Linked DNA regions of Homo sapiens: all the other regions are linked to region 4. Evidence: chromatin contacts called from ENCODE Hi-C or POLR2A ChIA-PET data. All regions are on one chromosome and are shown on one strand. The core of a region is the stretch at or near the end of the contact, and the rest is flanking DNA. Distances in the headings are between cores, read along the strand shown. Region 1 holds the start of CDC6 (cell division cycle 6). Region 2 holds the start of PIP4K2B (phosphatidylinositol-5-phosphate 4-kinase type 2 beta). Region 3 holds the start of RPL23 (ribosomal protein L23). Region 4 holds the start of FBXL20 (F-box and leucine rich repeat protein 20). Region 5 holds the start of PSMD3 (proteasome 26S subunit, non-ATPase 3).

Region 1 (4,016 bases), core at 831-3,330, 890 kb before region 4:
GAGGTCAGGAGTTCAGAGACCAGATTGGCCAATATGGCAAAACCCTGTCTCAACTAAAAATCCAAAAAAAAAAAAAAAAAAAATTAGCCAGGCTTGGTGGTGGGCGCCTGTAATCCCAGCTACTTGGGAGGCTGAGGCAGGAGAATCGCTTGAACCCAGGAGGCGGAGGTTGCAGTGAGCCAAGATCGCACTATTGCACTCCAGCCTGGGAGATGGAGCGAGACTCTGTCTCAAAAAAAAAAAAAAAAAAAAAAAGAAGTCTTAACTGAACTTAGAAAGCTCCTTCAAAGGACACACATCTTACCAAGAAAAGAAAGGTCACGAGCTGCTAGTGAAAAAGTGATATAATGGATGGTTTACCCAGACGTTTCCTGGGGCTGAGAGGCAGGGCTTTTACACGAGGAGAACAGGTTACGGTTTGGACATTTGTTGGTTCTAGTTTGGCATCACTGGAGTTTTTAGCTTTGTTCAATGCCCGAGACAGCTTCCTTTTTGGAAAACTGATTGTAGCCTGTGCCTGGGATCGGGTTTGAGGCATGACGACAGCACAGCTAGATTAAAAAAAATAAGAGGACAACTAGTCAATATGTGAAAGTGAAGAGAAAATAACTAACATGGAATTTATTTATACTGATGATTAACACTTATTTCCTAATTATGTTATCACACTTATTTTAGCATTCACTTTTGCTTCACATCCAAATCTATGCAAGAACAGCTGACATTTGTTGTCTACCTACTACGTGGAAGGGCGCTGTTATAAACACTTTAGGTACCAACTCGTTTAACAACGATCTTAGGAGTAGGTACTATTATTAGCCTTTATTTTACACATGAGAAAACTGAGATAAACAGTGGCCCAAAGTCACAGAAAAACAGGAATGTAACCCCGGGCATCTGGTGCCAGAGCCCAAGTTCTTAACCAATTGAGCGATGCAATAACAAGTTACCTGAAATGGGCCGGGCGCGGTGGCCCACGCCTGTAATCCCAGCACTTTGGGAGGCTGAGGCGGGCGGATCACCTGAGGTCAGGAGTTCGAGACCAGCCTGACCAACATGGAGAAACCCCGTCTCTACTAAAAATACAAAAATTACGGCCAAACGCGGTGGCTCACGCCTGTAATCCCAACACTTTGGGAGGCCGAGACGGGCCGAGACCATCCTGGCTAACACGGTGAAACCCCGTCTCTACTAAAAATGCAAAAAATTAGCCGGGCGTGGTGGTGGGCGCCTGTAGTCCCAGCTACTCGGGAGGCTGAGGCAGGAGAATGGCATGAACCCGGGAGGCGGAGCTTGCAGTGAGCCGAGATCGCGCCACTGCACTCCAGCCTGGGAGACCGAGCGAGACTCCGTCTCAAAAAAAAAAAAAAAATTAGCCGGACGTGGTGGCGGGCGCCTGTAGTCCCAGCTACATGAAGAGGCTGAGGCAGGAGAATGGCTTGAACCCGGCAGGCAGAGGTTGCAGTGAGCCGAGATCGCACCACTGCACTACAGCCTGGGCGACAAGAGCGAGACTCCGTCTCAAAAAAAAAAAAAAGTTACATGAATTGATTTATATAGAACTTCTAGTTTCCTCCCTCCAGGCACGCGGGGTGTCTTTATCACCAGTTCAGCCCAGCACCCGCCACATTTAGTCTCTTCTATCCCAAGCCCTCACACTGCAGCTCAGTCTTCCCTCAGTTCTTTCCGCCCCTGCACTCAGTCCTCATTCTAGGCAGCTCTCAACGCACCCCAGAATATTTCCTTCCTACAACTTTCACCTCCTTCACACCACGCATAACTGCTAGAACTACCCCGAGGGCACCTGCCCTTTCCCTGATCCCGACCTCAGACCTCCAGCGAGCTCAGCTCTTTTCCCTTCACTTCACCTCAGGCCTCGCCGGAACCCGCAGCCTTCACCCAGCTCCGCTGCCTCACAGACCCCAGGCCTCCTCGAGCAATCCTCTTCTTTCCACCTCCTCAGTGCAGGATCCTTCTCACGTCTCTCACACGCAGCCTCTCGGACTCACCACCACAAGCCCCTGAACAAACTGCACAGCGGCAGCAGCAAACTCCAGCCGCGCTCGCGCCAAATCCGAATGGCCACAGCGTTCCCACCTCCCGCCAAAGCCCGGCCTCGATTCTGATTGGCTGTAGTCACAGAGCCTTTCGCCTTGGGCACCGCCTCTTTTTTTGCTACCAATCCAGTGGAAGAGTTACAGCCAATGAGAGAGCCCCAAGTCTTAGAGTCGCTGTGAGGCCACGACCACTGAACGGGGGAGGGAATCTACATCCGGGGCCTCGGTGGAAAGACGCGCGATTGCGGCAGGGCGACTCTGGGTAAAGCGGGCCGGCCCGCCGCAAAGCACGCTGGGAGGCGTAGTCTTTGCTGCCGCGCAGTCGCACTCTTCCTTCGACTGGAAGTGTCAAGATGTGGTTCCCCTTCTCACTGCCTAAAGTACCCATTTGCATCATCCTGATGGGCTAGATTTTCAGAACTGCTACATGATACCTACCGTTTTGGGTTCTGTGCGCCAGGTATGATGCTAGGCACTTTCCTTACCTCTCTAATGCTCAACCTCGCAAAGTACAAAGCAAACTTCTATACAAGGTTAGAGGTCACAGCATCTTGGTGACAGTGAAGAGCCTAGGATCCAGATCTCCTGATGGCTGAACTAGTGATTTTTATGGTAAAGTTCTACACACCTATATAAAGAAAAACTATGCTTCATCATAGTATCTCTTGATTTGTGCTTCAAAGGTGAGAAACAGAGCCAACTCTTTACTTTTATTTCGTTCAACCTAAGAATATTATGTTCTGTGCATCTTCTTACCATTAATCCACACATCATGGGGAGGGAATTATGACCCCTTAATTTTAAAATCTTTTATGGCGAAACACTAGGGTTTCAGGGCCAGGGAAGACAGCTATATAGAAGAGGCAAGCTGAGTTTTTAATGAAAAATATAAATTAGCGCAGTAATTTGAAGGCCAGCTTCCAAAGCCAATAATTCATCTAAGCCTCAGGTTCCTTTAGAGGCCAGAACCCAATTCTAGGTGATGGTAAACATTTATCTTTTACCCCTCAGTAACAAACAAAATAGAGCCATAAAGCCTAGAAAGAGGGAAGCAACAATATTACGATCATCAGTGAATTGGTACCTAGTTCATGAAGAGAGCCAATATTGAGTGCTTAAGTGTATGCCAGGGGCTGTGCTCAGTATTTTACCTACATCACCTTATTAATCTTCACAAGCACCCCCATGAACCTGGTGTTATTTCACTTTACAAATGAGGGAACTACAGTAGAGGGGAGTTGAGTAAACTTGCCCAAGGTCACACAACTAGTAAGTGGAAGAGCTAGAATTTGAACTCTGAACTCTGACAGAAAATCAAACTCTTGACCACTTTATCATAGGGGGATGATTAGACAGATTCAGGTTCTAAACAGGAAGAGATGGTGGAGTACATTTCGTGAAGGCTTTTTAGCAGCTGAAAACTACAAAAGTGAAGAGAATGGGCTGCCATGAATGGAGAAAGTTACCACACAATGGAAGCTTTTTTTTTTTTTATTTTTGAGACAAGTCTCATTTTATCACCCAGGCTTGAGTGCCGTGCCATGATCTCGGCTCACTGCAATCTCCACCACCTGGGTTCAAGCCATTCTCCTGCCTCAGCCTCCTGAGTAGCCGGGACTACAGGCACGCGTCACCACGCCTGGCTAATATTTGAATTTTTAGTAGAGGGGTTTCACCATGTTGGCCAGGTTGGTCTCAAACTCCTGACTTCATGATCCACCCACCTCAGCCTCCCACAGTGCTGGGATTACAGGCATGAACCACCGCTCTTGGCCACAGTGGAAGCTTTTAAAAGGACTAGATGGTATTTCTGATGTCTTAGTAGGATAGTAGAACTCAGGAAGCAACCTTCACTGTTCGTATTTTTATAACATGGGCACCTAAGAATTGCCCTTAATAACCTGAAATGGTAATGTGTGCCCAGCCAGCTGTAAGGGGTGGTTATGGTAAACAACCTAG
Region 2 (4,306 bases), core at 1,183-3,682, 600 kb after region 4:
CCACCAGTGTTCAAAGTGACCCTGCTTCATTGAGTCCTGAAACAGCTCACTTCCTTTGAGAGCTAGTGTGACTTGCTTTGTGGGACACTCAGTAACTTTGGGTTTTGACTCTTTAACGGGTGGGCACTGGACCATCTCGGTGGGAGTGCTTGTGCCACTCTGGAAGGCTGTTCCCTGGGGTTGTGATGTTTATCATGCCACTTCCTTCTTACCTGTGCCAACAGACCTATTTCACTGCCTCAGCGTACACCAGACCCTTCAGAAACCTCTCTGGTGTCACCCAGATAGATTGTGCTTACTGAGACAAATGAACGTTTACTTGATTTAGAAGATAATGTGACAGAATGATGTCAGGTTAGGTCAAAGCCAAGGGAGTGACAGAATCTGGAAAATCAAACAATACAAAAAGCCCTAAATGAACTGTTAACTATTTGATCTTTGGATGTAAAATTGTAATGCGTATATGTACAAATGTACAATTTTTACATGCTTTTAAAAAAGGTTAGCTTTGTGAAAATACCTTGTTTGGTCAATGACTTTACTGGGTAATAGAACCACATTGAACCTTGATGGCAAGTAATACAATAAGGCAGGCCAGCTCGTTTTTCTCTCTGAATCTGGCTGGTTTAGGAGGAGCCTGGGTTTATCGACGAGATCTGGAGTATCTATTCTTTTCCACTGCTTGCAGTCTCCAATGTAGGCAGTGTAAAGGTATAGTAAAATGATTTTAGGAGTCAGAACCAAATTGCCAATATGCTCCATGGCTCCTAAAGGAAAATAAAATGGAAGTTTTTATTTTGCGGCTTCACTTCTTACCGTGTAGTAACCTTACTACAATTACAGATTTTCAGGAGTTGTTTGCTAGTCTCTTTCAGTCAGGTACTAAAAAAAAAACAAAAAACAGGCTGGGCGCGGTGGCTCACACCTGTAATCTCAGCACTTTGGGAGGCTGAGGTGGGCGGATCACGAGGTCAGGAGATCGAGACCATCCTGGCGAACACGGTGAAACCCCGTCTCTACTAAAAAAATACAAAAAATTAGCCGGGCGTGGTGGCGGGCGCCTGTAGTCCCAGCTACTCGGGAGGCTGAGGCAGGAGAATGGCGTGAACCCAGGAGGCGGAGCTTGCAGTGAGCCGAGATTGTGCCACCGCACTCCAGCCTGGGTGACAGAGCGAGATTCCGTCTCAAAAAACAACAGCAACAAAACAAAACCCTCGAGGGGCCACTCTCCTGTCTTTACTCCTTTTCCCTTCTCTATTCTTTCACCAGAAGCCCTCATTTGACCAGTGAACTCCTAGGCCCTCTTGACCCGCACATTAGCTGGGCGATTTCCTTGTTCTGCTAATTCCTAATTCTGCTTAAAATGTATTTGGATTTCTGTTTTTGAACACTTATGATGCCAGGCACTGTAATGCTTGAAACCCGATCTTTCCCTAGAGAATGTAACATACGTTTTTATTCATTTAATCACTTCATTATGCCGGGGTTAATTATGTTTATTTTATAATTGGTAATAAAGGCCACATTTATTTTTGTAACTGTTTAAAGAGCGACCACCTGTGGAGTACCGTGTTTACGAATTTCCATGCAGAAAGAACAACGTTGACCTGTAATTTGTGTCGAATATATGGAGATCCCTCATCTGAGAATTATGTAACAAAGCGTGGGGCAGTTTACTCAAAGATTTTACGAAATGAGCCAGAGTAAGACGATTAGTGGGATAGGTGTCTGAAGGTGCTGGCGGCCTCTGAGCTCTGACCCTTTGCGGGGAGAACAGGCAGCAGGTGGGTGGGCGCGGGGCCCATTCATAAAAACCAGTGTTCCTGGCCTGCTTCTCTCATTGGCCCTGGGGGCAAGGGGCGTGCCCCGCGGGTGGAGCGCGCCCGGGGCCCAGCAGAGTGGGCAGATCCACGCTTAGGTGGAGCGAGGGGGCGTTCCTTGGCTTTCTAGGCTGGACTTTCTCTTCCCCTTGCTGCGTCCCTCCTCTCCCCCGGGGTGGGCATGGTACGTCCCGCCCTCCTCGCATTCCCGTCCCTCCTTCCCTTCCGGAGCGGTGGCATCGCCGCCATCTTGGCATTCGGGTTGCGGGAAAGAGCCAAACCCTGGCGTTGGGGGGCCCGGGCGGGGAGCCCCTCCCGCGGTCCACAGCGACGCCTGCCCAGCCCTCCTCCCCTTCCGGCTCCGGCACGGGGCCCCGAGGCGTTCGGAGGCCAGGCGGGTTTCTGTCAGGCCCGGGGAGGAGGGGCGGGCGGGGCGGCCGCTGCCTCCCCGGGACGGGCCGTACCACGCGGACGGGGAGGACGGGGCCAGGGGACTGCAGGGCGGCTGCACCGCCCGGGGGCGGGGTGCGGAGCGGGCCGGCGGGCTCCCCGGGGCGGGGCGGGAGGGCGGGGCGTGGGGCGGACGGAACCACCGGGGCGGGGTGGGAGGTAACGGGACGGGCGCGACCATGGCGCGGTGAGGGAGCGGGGGTGGGGATCGGTCCGGGGGAGGCCTGAGGCCGCTGGCTTGTGCGCTGTCTCCGCCGCCCCCCTCTTTCGCCGCCGCCGCCGCCGCCCCGGGCATGTCGTCCAACTGCACCAGCACCACGGCGGTGGCGGTGGCGCCGCTCAGCGCCAGCAAGACCAAGACCAAGAAGAAGCATTTCGTGTGCCAGAAAGTGAAGCTATTCCGGGCCAGCGAGCCGATCCTCAGCGTCCTGATGTGGGGGGTGAACCACACGGTAACCAGCTCCTGCGCGCCCCTCTGAGCGCGGCCCCGCGCGCTCCCACGCCCCCTGCAGCCCTGGGCCCTTGCCCCGCAGGCCCTGCCGGTGACGCCTGCCACCCCTCGCCAAGCCACTTGCACGCCCACCCCACCCTTGCACGCCTTTCGGCCCCGTGTGCACTCCCCGCACGCCACGCGAGGCCTGGTGTCTCTGTGGTCTGCCGTCGCCACCTCCCCTTCCCTCCAGCCCTTCTGGCTTCCTGCGTGTGGCGTGCTCGCTTGGGGCAGCCCATGGAGCGCAAAGGCAAGGCCTCAGTGCAGTGGAGTCGCTTTCATCCCTGCTTCTCCTCCTCCCCCCTCATCCTGTTTGTGAGGGTGTATATTCCCCCTTGTTCCTTACAGCCGGCTGCCAGCTCTGTCAAGTAGCAGTGGTCTGCCCAAATAGTCCTCTCTTTCTGATCGTTTGGTTGTTGTGGCTGCTCAAATTCTTCCATCCTCCAGGCCTCCTTACCTTTGAATGTAGAACTCCACCCTGGGTTTCCTTTTTTTTCCCTCTTGAACAAGATGTATCAACTGGAGAAGCACAGGCTTCCTTGAACCAGACACTTCACCTGGGTCTCTCTGGGTTAGGGAGAAGAAAGAATGGCTATTAACCATTTGAGAGAAGAGGATGCCTGGTTATAAGGAGGGACTATTCATAGTAGAAATAATATGTCTTCCCATAGTTTTTGAAGGTGATCATTTTAAAGATGTTGACTTATCTGTTGTGTGGCTGCAATGTTGTGATGATGCATAGTGATTATGGTCCTAGATAGGAGAGATAGGTCCCCTGGGTCCTTAGGGTGCTTTGAGATTGTTCAACAGCCCCTGCCAGGAAGTTGGATCCTGACAGTTTAAGCTGGAAGACTGTTTATGTGGTGTTTGTTCAGGGTCTTTATTCTCCCTCTTCCAACCACTTGCTCTTTGCCTTCTGACCATTTCTTTATGAATCCCCACACTAGGAATGAGCAGAGGAAGTAAAAGGACCCGAAACACCAACTTCACTAACTAGAATTTTGGAATAAGGAGGATCAAGCTTGGGTTTCCTGTGGATTTCAGTTCTTTAGGTTCACTTGTGAGTGCTTGAAATTGCTCACAAGACCAAGCGATGACAAAGAGGGCCAGCAAGACTTTGCATTGCTTTGGCAGAGGAGCTGAAGGTGCCTTTGGGTGGAGATCGATGAACCGTAATCTGAGCTAGGGTTTTAGATCTTGACCTGTCATTTAGGAAAGTGCATGTGTAAATTGAGGTCTCTGTGGTTTCTTGGTCTTGGGCAGGTTACTGTTTTCACTGTCATCACTGGTGTTAGTGAGGGTCCTGCCAGGATAGCGAGTACCAGTGGTATAATGCCCAGACCTCTAGGAGCTGCTTCGGGCCAACAATCCAGCCCAGTTTGTTACTCGGTCTTCCTGCTGTCCCAGGGGTCATCTGACAACATTTCTAGGGAAACTGGGTGATCAGAATATGAACCCCATGTCCCTTTCTGGAAGTCAATCCTTGATTTTGTTCTGCATCCTGCTTCTCACTCTACCAGGCCTCTCTCTGCTGGTTCTGTTTCTC
Region 3 (4,155 bases), core at 1,499-3,998, 550 kb after region 4:
CCACCTTGGCCTCCCAAAGTGATGGAATTACAGGCATGAGCCACCACACCTGGCCCCATTTTTGTTTTGTTTTGTTTTTTTTTTTTTGAGACAGAGTTTCAAACGCTCTTGTTGCCCAGGCTGGAGTGCAATGGTGCAATCTCAGCTCACTGAAACCTCCACCTCCCGGGTTTCAAGAGATTCTCCTGCCTCAGCCTCCTGAGTAGCTGGGATTACAGGCATGTGCCACCACGCCCAGCTAATTTTGTATTTTTAGTAGAGATGGGGTTTCTCCAAGTTGGTCGTCAGGCTGGTCTCAAACTCCCGACCTCAGGTGATCCGACCGCCTCGGCCTCCCAAGGCGCTGGGATTACAGGCGTGAACCACTGCGCCTGGCTAATGTTTGTATTGTTGTAGAAACGAGGTTTCACCATTTTGGCCAGGTTGGTCTCGAACTCCTGACCTCAGGTGATCTGCCCGCCTTGGCCTCCCAAAGTGCTGGGATTACAGGCGTGAGCCAGCGCGCCCGGCCGATTACCAGTTGTTTTTAATATAGATAAATACATAGAGATAGATATATCTCTATCTATCTCTATAGATATATATCTCTATAGAGATAGAGAGAGAGAGAGAGATAGATAGAGATAGATAGATAGATATCGGCCGTGGAGGTTGCGGTGAGCCAAGATCGCGCCACTGCACTCCAGCCTGGGCAACAAGAGCGAAACTCCGTCTCAAAAAAAAAAAAGAAAGAAAGAAAGAAAAGAAAGAAAAGAAAAAGAAAAAAAAACTGGTAATCAATTTATTAAAATAGTTGACTTAAGCATCTGCAATGGTGACTTCCACCTCAACTCCTGGCTCAATACTGATGGAAGTAATCTGCTTAACAATCTCAGAAGGACTGTGCAAGTCAATGAGTCACTTGTGGATTCTCATCTGGAAATGATCCCATGTCTTAGAACCTTCACCACAAAGTTTTTCTTGAAGTGATTCTCAAAGTCTTGGCAGGCATTCGAACTGGTCCTTTCACTTTGAGATTATTTTCCTTTGCTCCTCTGATCAAGTCAGCACACACCTTCTCCAGGGATTTTACGATGCGGCTCGTTAGAGTGACTCGAATTCGTGAATTGCCACCTCCGCCTCCCTGGGTGTTTTTCCGGTATCCTTAAAAGCCATGGCTGCTGCGCGGCTTCCTGAGCGACTGGTTCCTCGGCGAGGGCGAACAGCGGTGAGTCAGTAGCAGGAGCGTGCGGATCAGCGATCCGCAACACCTACGACCGCGTCTTCCTCAAAGAGCTATTTATCTATATACATTTTTGAGACGGAGTCTAGCTCTGTCGCCCAGGCTGGAGTGCAGTAGCGCGATCTCGGCTCACTGCCGCCTCTGCCTTCTGGGTTCAAGCGATTCTCCTGCCTCAGCCTCCGGAGTAGCTGGGATTACAGGCGCCCGCCACCACGCCCAGCTAATTTTTGTATTTTTAGTAGAGACGGAGTTTCCCTGTGTTGGCCAGGCTAGTCTCGATCTCCTGACCTCGTGATCCACCCGCCTCGGCCTCCCAAAGTGCTGGGATTACAAGCGTGAGCCACAAGGCCCGGCCACTATTTATATTTTACACTTGATCTTGGCCAAAAGGCCGAGAAGCGATACTATTTATATTTTTATAATACATATCCCCATCTAACATACTACATACTGCAATTACTTATTATATCTTTTGTTTAGTGTCTAATATCCTCCTCCACCTGCACCCCAGCAGAATGTAAGCTCCATAAGGAAAAGAATGTTGATCTATTTTGTTCTCTGATGTAATCCGCTGTACGCCCTGGACAGAACCTGCTGTAAAGTAGGAGCTCAATAAGTATGTGAATTAATGTATCGTGGGAAGGAAAGAACCCAGAGAATAAGGGGCGGCTGAAGCTGTGAAAGGAGCAATTAGGCCTGGCGCGGGGGCTCACGCCTGTAATCCCAGCACTTTGAGGGACCAAGGCGGGCAGATCACTTGAGATCAGAAGTTCGAGACCAGCCTGGCCAATAACATGGCGAAACCCCGTCTCTACTAAAAATACAAAAATTAGCCCAGCGTTGTGGCGGGCGCCTGTGGTCTCAGGTACTCTGAGGCTGAGACAGAGAATTGCTTGAACCCGGAAGACGGAGGTTGCAGTGAGCTGAGATCTCGCCACTATACTCCAGCCTGGGCGACAGAGTGAGACTCGGTCTCAAAAAAAGAAAAAAAGAGTGTGTGTTGGGGGGGACGGGTCAATAAATAGAGCAATACTGTATATGTAAAATACAGAATGGTATGATACCAAGAACACATAGATGGAATGATCTGCAGCACTTCTCAACTGTATTACATTCAACGAAACCGTTTAGAGCTTGTTCTCCCTCCCTCCCCCACTTTCTTTGTTCCTTGGGGAACCCCCACACGGCACAAACCGTGTTTTAATTCCTATTCTCTAGTGTGCAGATAAGTGCCTGGCACTATTAAGTGGTCAAAAGAGGTCGTGAGCAAGTTAACAAATCACTGTTTCCATGTCCCTAACTACTCTTAAGCTCGTAGAGAAGATACTTCCTATCTCTTGCGCTTCTACCTCAACTCCCACTTCGCAGAGAGGGCTAAAAGCGACGTCGTAAACTTATTACGTAATAAGGCAGCGCCCAGAGGCGGAAGAGGCCGGTTTTTGCTCCGGCCACGTGAGGAGGGTGGGCGGGGCGTTAAAGTTCATATCCCAGTGTCCTTTGAATCGACTTCCTTTTTTCTTTTTTCCGGCGTTCAAGATGTCGAAGCGAGGTGAGGTTTTGTTTCTGGAGGATCCTCCACCATCTGTCGTGCAGTGGCTGGCGGATTCGTCAGGAGCGGTGGCCCTAGGCAGCTGGGGCGCTTTGCTCTCCTTCAGGCCGGAGAGAGAGAGCCAGGCCACCGCGAGAGCACTGCCAGGGCCCTCGAAAGTGGCAGTGGGGTGCTGGAGAGTTGAGATGGCAGGATCCCGACGTGAATGTAGTCTGGATACCGCGAGATCGCTCCGCGAATAGGGCTATCGTAATGGGGTTGAAGTTAGACTGGATTAGGCCCTGGTTTGCGCGACCTCTGCGGTTTTATGCCTTGCAGGAGTAATTGCGTTTTGCGAAAGTTAGAGCAAGGGTTGAGTCGTCTAGGTTTCTTAATTTCGATGTCAGAGTGTTAATAGTAAGAAATAGGCTACTTTCCGTGAGAATCGGGTGGCACATGGGGACGGCATAAGTAAAATCCGAGCGAGCTAATCTATAGCGTACAGTCTATCAAAGCATGTGCGGTGAATTACAGCTTGAGTATGAGGGGGAACTCCGAACCATGTCTAGATTGTGATCTCTTTATCCTGTTTCCCTTCCCTTTATATCCACAGGACGTGGTGGGTCCTCTGGTGCGAAATTCCGGATTTCCTTGGGTCTTCCGGTAGGAGCTGTAATCAATTGTGCTGACAACACAGGTGAGGTCTTTGCACGTTGCTATACTCCCCCTTTTAAAAGCACTCAATGGGCCTGTGGCTAATGACCTATTGAGCCGTCAAGAAAGGGGAGAGTGAAAACATCGCTTTTGGGTGAAGTGGCAACATGTGTTGTTTGCTTCAATCGGTGGTGTGACAAGGCGTTCTTGCGGACTAACTGCTTGGGCAGTGAGTGGAGGGAGGGGCTTTGGAAGTGTTTGGGAAATGTTATACTGATGGAACGGCCTGATGGCCCTCAACATTTTTTATTTTTATTTACATTCTTTTGTAGGAGCCAAAAACCTGTATATCATCTCCGTGAAGGGGATCAAGGGACGGCTGAACAGACTTCCCGCTGCTGGTGTGGGTGACATGGTGATGGCCACAGTCAAGAAAGGCAAACCAGAGCTCAGAAAAAAGGGTGAGTAAACACTGAGCCCACCTTAATACTGATGAGTAGTGGGGGGACGCTTTCCTTTATTGGAAAATGGATCAGTTTTCAAGGCCTCAAGTTTGTTTTCCATTGAGAGGCAGTGTGAGATAAGTATCTTAAGTTTTTGCTCATATTGTGTTGGAGGGGGGACCATCATCTTGTCACTTCCATACCTTAGTTGTTTTTTTGTTGTTGTTTTTGTTTTGTTTTGTTTTGTTTTTTGAGATGGAGTCTCTCTCTGTCGCCCAGCCCATACTGGAGTGCAATGGCACGATCTT
Region 4 (4,318 bases), core at 1,306-3,805:
TACTACTTGAAATGGGTCAACTGGTAACTGACGGAGCTGTGAAACTTGTCTTCATTCTATTACTCTGTAGGCCAGTTTTTCTACCCTTTGCCATTTTTTTTTTTTTCGAGATGGAGTCTCGCTGTGTCGCCCAGGCTGGAGTGCAGTGGCACAATCTTGGCTCACTACAACCTCCGCCTCCCGGGTTCAAGCAATTCTGCCTCAGCCTCCCGAGTAGCTGGGATTAGAGGCGCCCACCACCACGCCCAGCTAATTTTTGTATTTTTAGCAGAGACGGGGTTTCACCATGTTGGCCAGGATGGTCTCAATCTCCTGACCTTATGATCCGCCCGCCTTGGCCTCCCAAAGTGCTGGGATTACAGGCGTGAGCCACCGCGCCCGGCCATCCCTTTGCCATTGTTACTCACCAAATGCATCAGTTTTTGCTGGGAGAAAACAGCTCTTAGATGAGACAGAATGAAAAGGCTTTTTTATTCCACTGGCTGAAGTCAAGCAAAAACATTAAAAGTACCTGGGACAGGAGGAGAAGACAGACCTGGGTTTGTGGGCCTGAGAATGAGTTTCTGAAGCTAGGTCCCTGGTTTTAGGAAGCCCCCTCTAGGATTAAAAAAAGCCGGGGGGTGGCGCGCTGGTCGTGGTGGCTCACATGAGGCCTGTAATCTCAGCACTGGGAGGAGGCTGGAGGATCACTTGGGCCCAGGAATTGCAGACTAGTCTGGGCAACATAGGGAGACCCCGTCTCTACAAAAGAAAAAAGATCCCAGCACTCTGGGAGGCCGAGGCGGGCGGATCACTTGTAGTCAGGTGTTCCTGACCAGCCTGGCCAACATGGCGAAACCTCGTCTCTACTTAGCCAGGTGCGGCGCGGCGCGCCTGTAATCCCAGCTACTTGGGAGGCTTGAACCCGGGAGGCAGAGGTTGCAGTAAACCGAGATCGTGCCACTGCACTCCAGCCTAAGCGACAGAGTTGAACCTCTGTCTCAAAAAAAAAAAAAAAAAAAAAAAGAAAAAGTTTGTACAGTGCTTTAAGAGTTGGGTAATATGTCCTCCAGCTAAAATATACCTGTTCTTAAAGATCTGCCGCACTTGTTGCTCTTGTTAATTTCTTAGACGCATAACAAGTCAGTCGCTAAAACCACTAATTAAAAGGGGTGTGAGGAAGACCAACTCATAACTGCTTTGGAAGCATACAATTAGCAGTGCTGCTGCTCCTGCCAGGTGTGCTGGAATTTATTATACAGTTTCTAATAGTTCACTCTTAGGACATAATTTTGTAGTTTGTTGCTCATAGAAGGGGCAACAAAACTACAAAATCCTGTGTTATTCCTTCGTGGAAATTCGGTCATAAATTCTGAGACCTTGAAGGCCAGAGTTGTTAAAACATAATATAATATGATGACACAGATCAGCTTCTATACAAGGAGCCCGGGAGTCTGATGAAGTGTTTCCATCGGGAAAACGCCCCCGCCTACTCGCTCACACACGCTTGTTTCTCCCGCCAAAGTGACGTCAGGCCGAAGCTCTCACCAAACAGCGCCCTGATTGGCGGACAGGCAGGCGCTGCAGCCCATTGGGCGCCGGCGGCGGCCGAGCAAGGAAAACCAAAGGCTCTTCGGTCTCGCCCGCCCCACCCCCACGGACGCGCGCCCCGACCCCGGCCAAAGGAAGGGTTGCCCGGCTCCAGCCCTGCACCCCCGACCCCCGGCCTCAGGTGCAGCTCCGCAGCCATCCCCGGACCAGGGCGGGCACTTGGCCTGTTGCTCAGCGCAACCACCCTCGCCCTCCCGAGCCATGCACAGGGAGACAAGCGTCCGGCCCCGGCCCCCCAGGCCTCCCTGCAGCACCCCGTAATGTAATGCACTGGGGCGGGGGAGGCGGGGGAGGCGGCGGCGGCGGCAACCGCGGAGGCGCGGCGGCAGCCGCACTGCCCCAATCTAGACACATCCAGAAGAGGAGGAAAATGGCTCCGAGCAGGGACCGCCTGCTGCACTTTGGGTTCAAGGCGACAGTGAGTGACAGGGGAAGGGAGCTGGGTGGCCGGGAAGGATGCGGGTGCCTTACAGGATCCTGGGGAACAAGTGACGAGGGGCGACGGGCGCGGGCAGAGGCTGAGGTTCTGTGCAGGCAGGTGCGTGCCTGTTTGCCCGCGGAGGGAGGAGAGGGGGACACGGGGCAGAAGAGGGGCCCCCGCGCAGAGTGCGGTACTGCTCTACTCTCCCTCGCTGGTCCGCGAGCACGCGCGCACTCGCATCCGCCCCACAGACCCCCTTTTCCACACGCACAGGCACTTCCCTGCCTCGCCTTCTCCCGATGGGCTCGTCTGCCTCGGAGGCGCAGGGGGTCGTGCCGCCGCCGCGCACCGGCTGCTCCCGGGAGCGCCGTCAGGGCCGGCCCCGTGTGGGGGAGGGGTGGTCTCGCGCCGCCGCCGCCGCGCTCCTCCCCTCCCGCCCCTCCCCCTCCCGGGCGCTCCGAGGCCCGGGCGGCTCTGTCCAATGAGCAGCGGCGTTGCTGGCAGGTGGGGAGTGTTTTTGTTTTGGGTTGAAGTTGAGGCTGAGGAGAGAGCCGAGCTAGCGACGAGCAGTCGTTGCGGCCGCCGGCGCCGCGGGAGGTGGTGGAGGCCTAGCCGGAGCCGAGAGGTCTCTTGTTCCCGTCCCACGGTCCCGGCGTCACCCCTCCGGCGCCCAGTCCCCGTCCCGGAACTCCCGGGCCTGTCCTGGGCCCCCGGTCTGTGCACTCCGCTCGCCGCAGCGCCCGGCCCGGGCCGCACCCGCCGGCCCCATGAGGAGGGACGTGAACGGAGTGACCAAGAGCAGGTTTGAGGTGTGAGCTTGGGGGGCTCGGGCGGCGTGAGGAGGGCGGGTCGCGCGCTCTAATCCCAAAACGTCCGCTCCGCACGGAGCCTCCTCCCTGGCAGGCGCCGTCACCCACCCACTGGCGGGGCTGCCAGACTCCGCTCCCCTTTCTTGCGACCCAGAAGCCCAGCGCAGCCCGGTGCCCCCAGTCCCCTCGCCGGTTCGCCCCCCGTCTCTTCCCACCAGCGGGCCCCCGCGGGGGATTAGCTCGGGCGCCCTAATTCCACCCTCCTCCAGGATCGCTCAGCTTTCCATTCTTTACACAACCCTTGGCTTGCCTCCTTCCACCCAGCCATCACGGCTCCGGTCCACCAGAGCCTGCTGCTTTTCTCGCTGCTACCTTCATGACGCGTTTGTTGTCTGTTGAGGGAGGAAATTAGGGGATGGGTACCATTTCTCCGAGTTTGAGACCTTGGTGAAACTAGGGAAGTGGGGACGGTAGTTTGGGATGATAGAGGCTACCACGGGTTTTCGGTGCTGTGTTTGGTTTGGGTATTGTTCTGATACTTCCTCTGCTTTCCCGTTTAGTCTGTACTTCTGTAGCTCATTGTTCCTTGGGAACCCTTGGATGTCTACATGCTTTGAGATTGGGACGAAAGTTCAGCAAATCCATTCCGGTCTGTCTTTCAGGAACTTTTTCTCCTCTAGCGAGGGAGGTTTACTGTCCTGGAATTGAGGAGTGGACGGTCTTGAAAGCGTCTTTAGAGAGTAGTCATCTTGCAAGGAAGAGATTCCTTTGGGAAGTGAAATATTGTAACTACTGATGAATTACAGTAGTATAACAATATACTGGAAGGTTCCTTGAGGGTCAAGAGAAAGAAACTTCTACAGGAAGAGTAAATGTCACCTGGTCTTTTCTGGCAGAGAACCAGGCTGACCTGGGATCACTCACAGCTCAGTGGACAATCTCACTCGGTGTTTTTCTTCATCTCCATTTGAGAGATGAAATTGTAAGACGGCGAGACAAAAGTTTAAGAAACTCGACAACTAGGTTCAGGGTGTGAAAACTTTTAAGGGTTGTCAGTTTAATCTATTCTTTGATTTCTTATTATGCGAACTGGGAAATAATTTGAATTGATCCACGAAGATCAAGATAGGAAGTGTTTTGGGTGCAGTTTAAGTTCAGAGCTTCAGTGTTACTGTTGCACTTCAGGAGTGGAGAAAATCAAAGAATTGGCCTTCTTAGAGTTTTAGTATTTAACTTGATCACTAGAAGAAAATGTTATGGAATATATTATTTGGTGTTTAATAGGACATTGGATGGCCCTAATGTACAGAGCCCCAATAAAGTTAATTTATGATGGTTTCGTATTCAGTAGTACCGTAAAAACCCAGAATGTCACTAAAATTGCTGAATAGACGTTCAGCAGTTAACAGGAATCTTGAAAGGCAGTTCCAGATACTGAAGATTTGAGTCGGGGACAGTCTTTTGCCTGTGGAATTAGCTCTTTATCAGTTTGCTGTTC
Region 5 (4,050 bases), core at 1,041-3,540, 580 kb before region 4:
CGCGCCATTGCACTCCAGCCTGGGCAACAGAGCGAGACTCCGTCTCAAAAAAAAAAAAAAATTATAGAGTACAGTGAAAACTACATTTCTCCTGGTATAATGTAAATCAGCACAGTTTTTCTGGACAATAACTATCAAAAACCTTTAAAATGTTCAGCCTTTTAAACTCAGGCATATAGGTTTTGGTGGGAATCTGTACTGAAGAAATAATTAGAAAAGTAGATTTTTTAAGTTGGGCACAAAGATGATTGCTTCAAAGCTATTTATGATAGCAAGAAACTAGAAACAGTTTAAATGCAAAGCAATAAGGGAATGCAATCAATGAGTAGTTTCTTAGGCACTTCTGTATATTCACCGATTAGCACAGGGTATCTGGGCCACACTAATGATATAAATAATAACAGCTGATATTTATGTGCTAGGCACAGTTTTAAGCATTTTAATGTTCACAACAACCCAATAAAGTACTGTACTATTACTTGTATTTATACAGATGAGGGAACTAATTCCAGAACTTGTACTCTTAACCATTATATTGGGTATTCAATAAATGTTTCTGGAATAAATTGAATGCTGATTATGTTTACGAATGTTAATGAAAACACATAAAATTCAAAATTTATATTTAGTTATGCCTTGATACAAACTGTATACATAACTTGCTCTCAATTATAGGAGAACAGCTCAAAAATTCACAAGAAAAAATGTTAACCATGTTTTTTATCCCCTGCTTTTAACTTCTCATACATTCCACAATTTCTGCAATGAATATGAATTACTTTACAAGAAGAAAATGAAGTGCCTGTAATAAACACACCCAGTAGGCAATGCTGAGTGGCACCTTTGACATTGCTGCCACTACTTTAGGTAAAAGGATCTCTATTAAATATCGATCCTGTTGCTCAACTTTACAGTAAGAGCTGATGTAGTCAACACCATCACATCCTCAAAAGCACCACCTAGGAGGATAACTTTGCTTATCTCAATGTTTTTGAGCTAGTTTCTCACGCATTTTAGTGAAAAGAAAACCTAGTAAGTAGTCTGGTCCCACTTGATCCAGAACCAGGAAAATGGCACCAGGATCACAGTGGGAAGCTCTCACTTTGCCCACTTCAAATGGAAACAGGACGCTGTAAGTGGGAAAAGTAAAACATGAACTTGGAGGAACAAGAGGACTACAGACACTCGAAACAGGAACCTCGGAGAAAAGAAATAGGAGACACCGGTATATAGGAGTTTAGGCCAAAGGTTGAGTATTACAAAACCAAACAAAGATGACACCCGAAAAGTTTTAAGTGTGTATGTACTTAAACCCTTTAGAAACAGAGGGGCAGTAAGGACCTGAAGGGAGGAGACAGCAAGGGGACTGTTGGGACACTTCAGTTAGAGAAGTAGGAAACAAGATACTAGGTCGAAATGGTTCATTCGGGGGAGTGTGCTAAAGGCAGCTAGGACAACAAAAATCTGCTGTACAGTTTTAAAACTCAGGAGTCAATATTCTAGGTCATCCTGGCCCTGTTTACACACAGACACAAACACTGGTTTCCAGCGGGAACAATCAGTCATATATTGGAGGCGCTAAAATCAGTCGGGTGGGATATAAACGGAATAGGTCAGAGGGGAGGACTTAAAAGAGGGAGTCCCCAGGCCCACTGGGACCTAGATATAGATGCAACCCCAGATATGGGGATGGAGGGGATGGGAGGGGAGTGGTTCCCAGCCTGGAGAGAAGGTTCAGTCATTGGGCCTGGAGTCGGGAGTGTCGGGGCAGTGGGAGCAGGTATCTGGGGGTGATCCCAAAGAACTGAGGGTGGTGGAGGCTGCTGTGGCTTCCCAGCAAGAAGCCAAATCACAGGGGTCGCTGTCACCCGCGATCGCGGCACGTTCCCGGCCTGGGCTGCCGTACCCTCCAAGGTGACTGTGTCCAGCTCTCGCTGGGAGTGCTCAGCCGCTGCCGCCGCCGTCTTGCCGTCTGCCTCCCCCGTCGACCCGCCACCCGTCGCTGCCTCCTCTTTCATCTCCACATCCTGGGGGGCCGGCGGCGGTGGGGGTTCTTGTTCTCCTCCGCCGGGCGGCGGTTTCGCCTTGTCCGCGCCGCGGCGCCGCGCCGAGCCCTCCTGCTTCATGGCACCCGGGGTCACGGCCTAGTCCGGGGACCGAGGCCGGGGCCTCGCGTTAACCCTCGCACCGGGGACCAGGAGCCGAGCCGGGCCTGCACACGAGCGCGAGATAGCGTCGGGCCGCACGATGACGGAGCAGCTGCAAACCCCTTCCCGGCGCTGGGCCTTCTGGGAAACGCCAGGCCCGGCAGGCCGATGGCCGAGTCAACAAAGGGGAAATAAATCCACAGCCGAGGTGCAGGATGAAGGAGGAGCTTCGAGGAAGGAGCGGGGAGGAGCCTTTATGGGTTCGTGGGGCTTTCTTTCGAGCGCTTAAGTGTGATGCTTTTATGTTCCTCTCGAGTGCATTTCTGTGGGCGTCCACGAGAGGTCCCCTCAGGCTCCAATCTGGGTTACAAAGGACTTTAAGAGCGCCTCAACCAGCGTGGAGTGGGTACAGCCTATCCGAGCGCGGGACGAGATGACGTCACGAGTTGCCGGGCGGGTTTTGCGCCCAAGTTCGCTCAATTTTCCCCGGTCGCGGCGGGGTCTCCTTCCAGATCCGCTGGGCTTGTGCTCAACGGCTGCCGGGCGCATCCGGCAGGAGGGAAGGAAAGAAGGCTGTGAAGGAGGGACGTGAAGCTAGGGCTGTTGGCCTTAAAATAAACCGAACTGGAGAGTAGGAAGAACCCTATGGGATCCGGACTTCCTTGGTTAGATTTGAGTTTAGTGCTGAACATAAGGCATACAATTTCTGCAGGCTGGGAGTGCCGATAGGTAGGAGCGTGCATTTGCGTAGAATCACTCCAGTTTAACAAAATATAGGGGTCCACCCTATGTACGGCCCACGGTTAGCAAATAGGGGGGTGAAAAACAGCTCAAGAATGTAGTATACGGGGGAGTCAGATGGTTAGATAAGCAGACACTGTGCTCTGGGCTGCGGTGGATTGGGAGTGTTGAGGAAAGAGGGTGGGAGCCCCTACTGGCAGACGCTTTAGGGAGCCCATTGAGAGGGCTTTTATACATCCAGACAGACATTGTGAAATGGGGAACAGAATAATGGTGTGCCTAAGGAGAGAATGATGGTTTACTTAGTGGTGTACCTAAGGGGAAGCAAATTGGACAAGAAACCCTACCCACTTATTTTTCAAAGGACTGCCCCACTGGTTCTGCAGGGAAGGTGAAACAAGGTGAAGGATATAGCTCCCAATTTCTTAGAACACACAACAAAAACTCTCTCCCTACCTTGAAACTTTTCTCTCTCCCATAAGTGGAAGTCCTGAGTTTTAGACCTTTCACGGACCCTACAAGACAATCTAGCCCTGTTGTAAGGACCTAGAAGGCAGGAAATATGTTTTGACCTCCTCCTTTGCATATATAAAGGGTATCCTGCATATCTTTTGCATCCTCTTTCATAGGATTGCAGGATGTTCCTTGCGTTAAACAGCCACTCGCTAACTGGAAAGATATGTGCTCTAGTTTTAGGGAACATGCCTTGACCAGTTCCTCCTCAACTGTCCTCTCACCCTCCAGGGCTGGGGGGTGGATAACAGGACTTTTGAATCATCATTGGAATAAACTCATTAGAACCTCTTCATAACACCATATCTGCAACTGAAGGTGGGCGAGAATGGTAAGGAAGAAAACAGATGAGTTATGTTCATCCTTAACAATCAAAGGAGTTACTCTTCTAGATAGTTAGGGTGTTAGCTCATCTCTCTATTAAGTTTACATCACAAGGAGAAAACAACCAAGTCAGCAGATAACAACCCAGTATATCCATGAGCAATAGAGTGAGGCTTTGGAAGGTGCTCAGGATCAGGGAGGCTGGCGGCATAACACAAAGCTTCTGGCAGTTGGTCATGAATTCTTGGTGGATGAGGGAACCAGGCTGGGCAGGGGGTGACTAAGACACTGGGGGAGAGTCTGACTCCACGGACCAAAATCCTTA

What was found. Hi-C counts contacts between places; a loop is a spot of excess contacts on that map. ChIA-PET counts read pairs that join two places held with the same protein, here RNA polymerase II (POLR2A). Pooled maps may share reads with other maps.
Region 1: a pooled map shows a loop between it and region 4 (5-fold over the local background). The contact joins the promoter of CDC6 here to the promoter of FBXL20 in region 4. A Hi-C loop is called at or near these places in 3 of 50 pooled maps. POLR2A ChIA-PET finds 5 or more read pairs at or near these places in 2 of 52 experiments (activated CD4-positive, alpha-beta T cell and activated T-cell).
Region 2: a map of CD4-positive, alpha-beta T cell shows a loop between it and region 4 (2.7-fold over the local background). The contact joins the promoter of PIP4K2B here to the promoter of FBXL20 in region 4. A Hi-C loop is called at or near these places in 1 of 168 maps with a recorded cell type or tissue (CD4-positive, alpha-beta T cell), 3 of 37 single-sample maps with no recorded cell type and 6 of 50 pooled maps.
Region 3: a loop to region 4 is called in a pooled map, with 7 times the contacts of the local background. The contact joins the promoter of RPL23 here to the promoter of FBXL20 in region 4. A Hi-C loop is called at or near these places in 8 of 50 pooled maps. POLR2A ChIA-PET finds 5 or more read pairs at or near these places in 2 of 52 experiments (A673 and CD8-positive, alpha-beta memory T cell).
Region 5: a loop to region 4 is called in a map of B cell, with 5 times the contacts of the local background. The contact joins the promoter of PSMD3 here to the promoter of FBXL20 in region 4. A Hi-C loop is called at or near these places in 1 of 168 maps with a recorded cell type or tissue (B cell) and 7 of 50 pooled maps. POLR2A ChIA-PET finds 5 or more read pairs at or near these places in 3 of 52 experiments (activated B cell, activated T-cell and naive thymus-derived CD4-positive, alpha-beta T cell).

What each region holds. Positions count from the first base shown.
Region 1 is chr17:40,285,943-40,289,958 of GRCh38, reverse strand. CDC6 (cell division cycle 6) reads right to left here and starts at 2,080. Exons shown (of 12, transcript NM_001254.4): 1 at 1,869-2,080; 2 at 361-551. The coding sequence starts at 538. RefSeq lists enhancers at 1,465-1,534, 1,565-1,744, 1,513-2,320.
Region 2 is chr17:38,797,682-38,801,987 of GRCh38, reverse strand. PIP4K2B (phosphatidylinositol-5-phosphate 4-kinase type 2 beta) reads left to right here and starts at 2,432. Exons shown (of 10, transcript NM_003559.5): 1 at 2,432-2,722. The coding sequence starts at 2,564. CWC25 (CWC25 spliceosome associated protein) reads left to right here. Exons shown (of 10, transcript NM_017748.5): 10 at 1-1,547. RefSeq lists an enhancer at 2,437-3,255.
Region 3 is chr17:38,852,314-38,856,468 of GRCh38, reverse strand. RPL23 (ribosomal protein L23) reads left to right here and starts at 2,748. Exons shown (of 5, transcript NM_000978.4): 1 at 2,748-2,771; 2 at 3,364-3,447; 3 at 3,737-3,865. The coding sequence starts at 2,759. SNORA21 (small nucleolar RNA, H/ACA box 21) reads left to right here and starts at 3,474; the gene lies at 3,474-3,606. It also overlaps the pseudogene RPS20P35. RefSeq lists enhancers at 2,495-2,604, 2,328-3,111, 2,602-3,801, 3,112-3,895.
Region 4 is chr17:39,399,863-39,404,180 of GRCh38, reverse strand. FBXL20 (F-box and leucine rich repeat protein 20) reads left to right here and starts at 2,555. Exons shown (of 15, transcript NM_032875.3): 1 at 2,555-2,820. The coding sequence starts at 2,779. RefSeq lists silencers at 1,406-1,570, 1,536-1,925, 2,176-2,255, 2,286-2,485, 2,516-2,945 and 1 more.
Region 5 is chr17:39,979,047-39,983,096 of GRCh38, reverse strand. PSMD3 (proteasome 26S subunit, non-ATPase 3) reads right to left here and starts at 2,290. Exons shown (of 12, transcript NM_002809.4): 1 at 1,907-2,290. The coding sequence starts at 2,126. RefSeq lists a silencer at 1,950-1,999 and enhancers at 1,402-2,379, 2,180-2,459, 2,680-2,859, 3,281-4,050.